Regions from separate parts of the Homo sapiens genome. Here region 1 is linked to region 2. Evidence: chromatin contacts called from ENCODE Hi-C or POLR2A ChIA-PET data. All regions are on one chromosome and are shown on one strand. Each heading gives the region's core, a stretch centred on a gene start or an enhancer-like site at or near the end of the contact. The rest is flanking DNA. Distances are from core to core; before and after follow the strand shown. Region 1 holds the start of BCL11B (BCL11 transcription factor B). Region 2 holds the start of GLRX5 (glutaredoxin 5).

What was found. Hi-C counts contacts between places; a loop is a spot of excess contacts on that map. ChIA-PET counts read pairs that join two places held with the same protein, here RNA polymerase II (POLR2A). Pooled maps may share reads with other maps.
Region 1: a loop to region 2 is called in a pooled map, with 4 times the contacts of the local background. The contact joins the promoter of BCL11B here to the promoter of GLRX5 in region 2. A Hi-C loop is called at or near these places in 2 of 50 pooled maps. POLR2A ChIA-PET finds 5 or more read pairs at or near these places in 3 of 52 experiments (Caco-2, RWPE1 and activated CD8-positive, alpha-beta memory T cell).

The regions. Positions count from the first base shown.
Region 1 is chr14:99,270,890-99,273,632 of GRCh38, reverse strand. BCL11B (BCL11 transcription factor B) reads left to right here and starts at 1,436. Exons shown (of 4, transcript NM_138576.4): 1 at 1,436-2,472. The coding sequence starts at 2,415. RefSeq lists a silencer at 1,510-1,589.
Region 2 is chr14:95,533,600-95,536,299 of GRCh38, reverse strand. It overlaps GLRX5 (glutaredoxin 5), which reads right to left and starts at 1,250. Exons shown (of 2, transcript NM_016417.3): 1 at 916-1,250. The coding sequence starts at 1,210. SNHG10 (small nucleolar RNA host gene 10) reads left to right here and starts at 1,428. Exons shown (of 1, transcript NR_003138.3): 1 at 1,428-2,700. It also overlaps SCARNA13. RefSeq lists silencers at 818-877, 1,088-1,377 and enhancers at 1,518-1,977, 1,241-2,030, 2,031-2,700.

The sequences.
Region 1 (2,743 bases), core at 187-2,686, 3.7 Mb before region 2:
CGGCCTCGCCATGCGCCCGGGTGAAGCCGCCGGAGCCAGGCCTGGGGGCGGAGTGGGGTGGGTGCAGCTGGACTCGCCCGCGAAGCCTAGCCGGAGCCAGGCCCCGACCCGCCCTGGCCGCCTCCAGAGAAACCCTGAGAAGGGAGAGGAGGCCAGCCGCGTGGCGCGCCCAGCCCTGGAGGCCAGGTCATCAAATTGACAAAGTTGGCCACAGCCTGGGGAATGGGGGGTGTCCACGGGGGCCGTGGTCTGGCCTTGTCCCCGGGCCACGGAGAGGCCCCACAACTCCTCTTGTCCTCGCCGGTTGGAGATCAAACGGCTGACAAGGCAGCTGCGTCCTTCCCAGTCTGACAGGCATTTCCAAGTCCTACCCTGGGCCGAGGAGCGCGGGGGGCGGGGTGTGACTTCCAGGTTGCTGTGATTGTCAGGGGCGCCTCCTGGAGTCACCCACCCGAGTATCTGCGGAGATTTGGCCACACCTACTCCTGGGCTGGCAAGTCCAAGTCCCTCTCCCACGTGGAGCGCCCCGGTCCCTTTACCCTCTCGCTTGCCATAGACCCAGTTTAGGAGGTGGGGTCGTGTTTGACCCCAGGAGTTAATCGGGGTAAGGTGAGGGGAGGGGACAAAGATTTGAGTGAAAATCCTTTTCCAAGTGGGACTCAAACAAGGTCTCAAACACTTCTCACCCCCTCACGTGCTCTTGATTCTGTTGTCTTAGTGTCGTTTATTTTGTCATCCTCACCCTCCCAGAGTCTGTAATACCAGGATTTATATGGAGACACTTTTTGGAAGTTGAACTCCAACATCTACTCCCCTCCCCTCGCCGCCCGCGACCATAAAACAAAAGTAAAAACTACCAAGCGACTTTTCCAGGGAAACGAAGCGATTCTTACTGTCCCCCCAACTCCCATGTCGACCCCAACCCTTTTCCACAGTCCACGCCCCCACCCCCAAAGTCCAAGTCCGAAAGAGCTTTTGGGTGGGTGGAGACTTGCATTGATTCAATTTAGTTCACTCACACAGCACCCCGCCCCCCTTCTCAGGGGGTCCTGCTCCCAGGATGGAGGAGATATAAGGACGATTTTTCTTTTATTTTAAAATAAGCTGCCCAGTGGCCCCCCCCAACCCCCTCCCGCTGTTGCGCAGCCGGGGCTCGGGGGAGATGAGCGCACAAAAACGCGGTTTGCACGTGTGTCCGGCTTGGGCTGCGGGTGTGCGCAACTGGCGACTGTGTGTGTGTGTGTGTGAGTGTGCGCGCGCGCGCGAGTGTGTCTCTGTGTGTGCTTTCTTGTTCTCTTACAGGGTACAATGTTAAAAAGCCACCGCTAGTCGCCCCCAGTGCTCCGACTCTCTGGGTCTTTTTGTCTCTAGTGCAGATTAAACGTCACGTCCGCACTTGAACTTGAATTTTATCCCATTGTACAGAGGCAGCCCCAGCCATAGAGAGACCGAGAGCTCCCAGAGAACCCGGACTCCGCCATCTTCACGTTGCAATCTATAGCTCCCAGTCTGCGCCCGCACCGACCCAGGCGCACTGGGCGAGCCGCCCCTCCGCCCCGCTCCCCCCGGGCCCGCGGCGCCAGGGGAGCGCTGGGGAGCGCTCGCGGGGACTCGGCAGCCCCTCCGGCCGGCGCCAGCCTGCCAGGTGAACTGGGAAGGAGCCTCTCCTGGTGTCCCCCCAGAGCCTCGGAAGGGTCAGTCTCCGAGAAAAAACAAAAACAAAAACAAAAACAGGCAGCCCGCAGAAAACCCAGAAACAACCGAACCGGGGCAGTTTTACATTGCTTTGGGTTTTTTGAGGGGGCGGGGTGAGGGGGTACGAGACAAGTCCCCAAGTTTTCTTTGCTTTTTTTTTTCCTTTGCTTTTTCTTCTTTTATTTTTTTATTTGTTTGCATTTTTTTTCCCCTCCTGGTAGAAGTGCGCTTTCCACCTACCAGACCCTGAAAGAAAGTGTCAGGAGCCGGTGCAAAACCCAGTTTAAGTTCAAGAAGACATTTGCAAGTGCAAGAGGCCAAGCAGTTTGAAGAAGTGTAAGAGATTTTTTTTCCTTCGAAAGAATATATTTTTAAAGAAACCAGCCAGTCCGCGGAAAGCAACAGCAGTTTTTTTTTTTTTTGCCTCTTTTTCTTATTTTAGATCGAGAGGTTTTTCTTGCTTTTCTTCCCTTTTTTTTCTTTTTGCAAACAAAACAAAAAACAGCATAGAAGAAAGAGCAAAATAAAGAAGAAGAAGAGGAGGAAGAGAGGGAAAGAGAGGAAGGGAAAAAAAACACCAACCCGGGCAGAGGAGGAGGTGCGGCGGCGGCGGCGGCGGCGGCAGCGGCGGCAGCGGCGCGGCGGCGGCTCGGACCCCCTCCCCCGGCTCCCCCCATCAGTGCAGCTCTCCGGGCGATGCCAGAATAGATGCCGGGGCAATGTCCCGCCGCAAACAGGGCAACCCGCAGCACTTGTCCCAGAGGGAGCTCATCACCCGTAAGTGTCTGCGGAGTGCGCGCGAGGGGCCGGAGATGGGGCTCCGGGCGTCTGGGGCTGGGGACACCGAGCCCGGAACAGCCGAGCCTGGCCAGGCGCCGGGGCCGCCCGCTGGCTGGCAGAGTCTACGGCGTCGGCCTGGAGCATGGCGGGGGGCGGGGGCCATAGGAAAGTTTCTTTGCAGCCCGGGGAGTTGGGGCGCCGAGCAGCCGGACGCGCCTCGGGCTCGGGGGCCTGCGGAGCCGGCTCCGGGCCGGGGAGGGGGCATGCA
Region 2 (2,700 bases), core at 1-2,500:
GGAGCAGGCCCTTGTGCCTGGCCTCTTCCTCCTCCCCTACTCAGATAAGACTGGCGAATGCACGTGGAGTACTTGGAAAAGATGCTTATTAGCTGCAGCCTTCCCTCTCCCGGCCTAATCCATCTGGTCCCTGGTGCCCTGGCCCCCTGGGCTCCAAGGCTGAGCCAGTGAGTTAGCCCAGGGCCCAGGAGCCAGGGCTGCTTCTTTTCCCCACAAACCTCTCCAAGCCCTGGCCCACATAAATTCAGCCCTGTGCTTGAGTATCTAAAGCCAAATGTCATGACTCTTCCCCGACAACATAGATCCCGACTAAGGTCAGCCGACAGCTGTCCCAACCCTTTGCTTGTAGCAACCACAGAGGATGATGCTTGACACCCTGAGCCGTGAGCCAAGCGAGATCAGCCTCCGACCTCACTAGCCTCAAGGGCAACCTCAGCCCTCTCCCCACCATCGACAGCCCTAGACCTTACCCACGAGTAGGCCAATGGCTTCCAACCTCCCCAAAGTGTCCGCGAAAGTACCTATCTCACAGTGGGTCCTTACTATGAGTTTCCTAACCGTGCAGAGCAGTCAGGCAGCGGGCCACCCTCCTCCGAGTCAGTCATTGACAAATCGCCCCGAAACGCCTATATTAGCTCGAAGTGAGGATAAGTGAACCTTTAGGACTTTACCTACTGCTCAAGTTGGCAACAGTACAGAGCCCCAGATCCTCAAGACCCAGTGAAATCAACTACACCCTCAGCCCAGACTCTACTCCAGGGCAGTACTCCTCGCCCTAACCCGGCTCGAACCTTCAGACAGACCCCGGCGGATGGAGCCCCGCTCCCCAGCCCGGCGCGGCGGAACCCCTCGGCCTCGTGCAGCGATGCTCCTGGGCCCGGGGCGGAGGGCGCCTGCCCGGCACACTGGCCTGACCTTGTCGGAGCTCCGGGTCGTCCAGCACGTTGTAGGCCGCGTAATCGCGGACGCCGTGCAGCCGCAGGATCTGCACCACGGCGTTGCTGAAGCCGCACTGGGGCTGCTCCGGCGTCCCCTTGAGGAAGACCACCACCTTGTCCTTCTTCACCAGCGCGTCCAACTGCTCCGCCGAGCCGCCGCCGCCCGCGCCCGAGCCCGCCGCCCGCACGCCCGGACCCCAAAGGCCACCGCCGCCCGCGCCGCGCCCCCAGCGGAGCAGAGCCGCCGCAGCTCGGCCGAGGGACCCGCTCATCTCCGCACGCAAGCCGGAGCCCACGACGGCCCGGGCCCACAGCTGGCCACCCAGAGCGCTCCCCGGCCCGCGGCAGTCCGACCCGCCCCCTGGAGGCCCTCATTGGGCCGGCTCTAAACTGCCCTCCGTGATTGGACAATACTGATCAGTAATTACTCGATTCCACCAATCATGTTGCTCGTCCCGCCCGGCAGGTAGGAGGTGGGCCTTATGCCGGAGCCTCATCCTACTGCCTTACTATTGGTCGTCGGCAACCGCTTTGTTAGTTAATTGGAGAGACTGGATGTCCATCAGGGTCACGCTTGCAGGGCAACGAGAGGCAAAACAAGAGGGAAGACGACTTTCCTCCTGTGAGCCAATGAGGCCAGCTGGACTACGCCGAGACAACTGGGAGAGGCGCGGGACTCGCCCGTTCCGCGGAACGCCGGGAAGGGGTCACCTCCTGATGAAGTTTCCGGTTCCGGTGTCAGCGGCGGTTGAATTGCCATGGCAATGCGGTGGGCGCGCGCTTGTCGTGTTGGTCTCTTGGGAGGTAGCGGGGCTAGGCCGGGCGGGTATCCGCCTCTCCCAGCTTAGGTGAGCGTCCCCGGGCGCCTCCGGAGCGCCGCGGCCGCATGCAGTTCGTCGTGGCGGGGAGCCGGAGCCTGACCGGGGTTCCAGCGCTCGGGCCGTAGCCTTGGCTCCTGGACTTTCCCTGGCTCCGCCGCCACGTGGGAGCTGAGGCTCTGGGGCTTCCGCCTCCGGCGCGCGATTATTTCTCTAGAACAGTTTTCATTTTTAAAATTTGTAAAGCGCTTTTGCCTGTGTGATTTCCTCTGGGTTTTTTTTTTTTTTCTTCCTTTTTGTAGAGACGGAATTGGCGGCGGGGGCGGGGGGTCGATGTCTCACTTTTTTGCCCAGGCTGGTCTCGAACTCCTGGCTTCAAGGGATCCTCCTGCCTCGGCCTCTTAAAGTGCTGGGATTACAGGCGTGAGCCACCGCCCCCGGCCGCCTCTGAGTTTCCAGCCTCGTTGGCCCTCCAGCCTTTTAACCTGTTGGGCCTAGGATCAGGAAAGGTTTGTTGAATGGGGAACTAAGAAGTGAATTCGTTCGTTCGACAAACGTTTCCTGAGCAGCCGCTGGGTGCTAGGCGCAGTGCCAGCGCGGAATGTCCAGGGAGACCTGGTGCCCAAAGCTTGGACCCATCGTGAGAAATGAGAAGCAGATACAAAGCAGTGTGGGAGTGCAGAGGAGACAAAGCAAGCCTCATCAGGCCCATTGCTTGCTCTGCTCTCCCTTGTACTTACCAGTGCTTGACAATATACAGTTATTTACTAGCTTGGTTATTGACTTCCTACCCAGCACTCAGTTTTATTCACTGCTGTATCCTCAGTGCCTAGGACGATGCTTGGAACGTGGTAAGTGCTCCTATTGGCGGGAAGAATAAATCCGGAAGAGCAGGACCAGTGGACTTGCTACATAATCTGTAGTCTTGGAGCCGCACAGGGTTG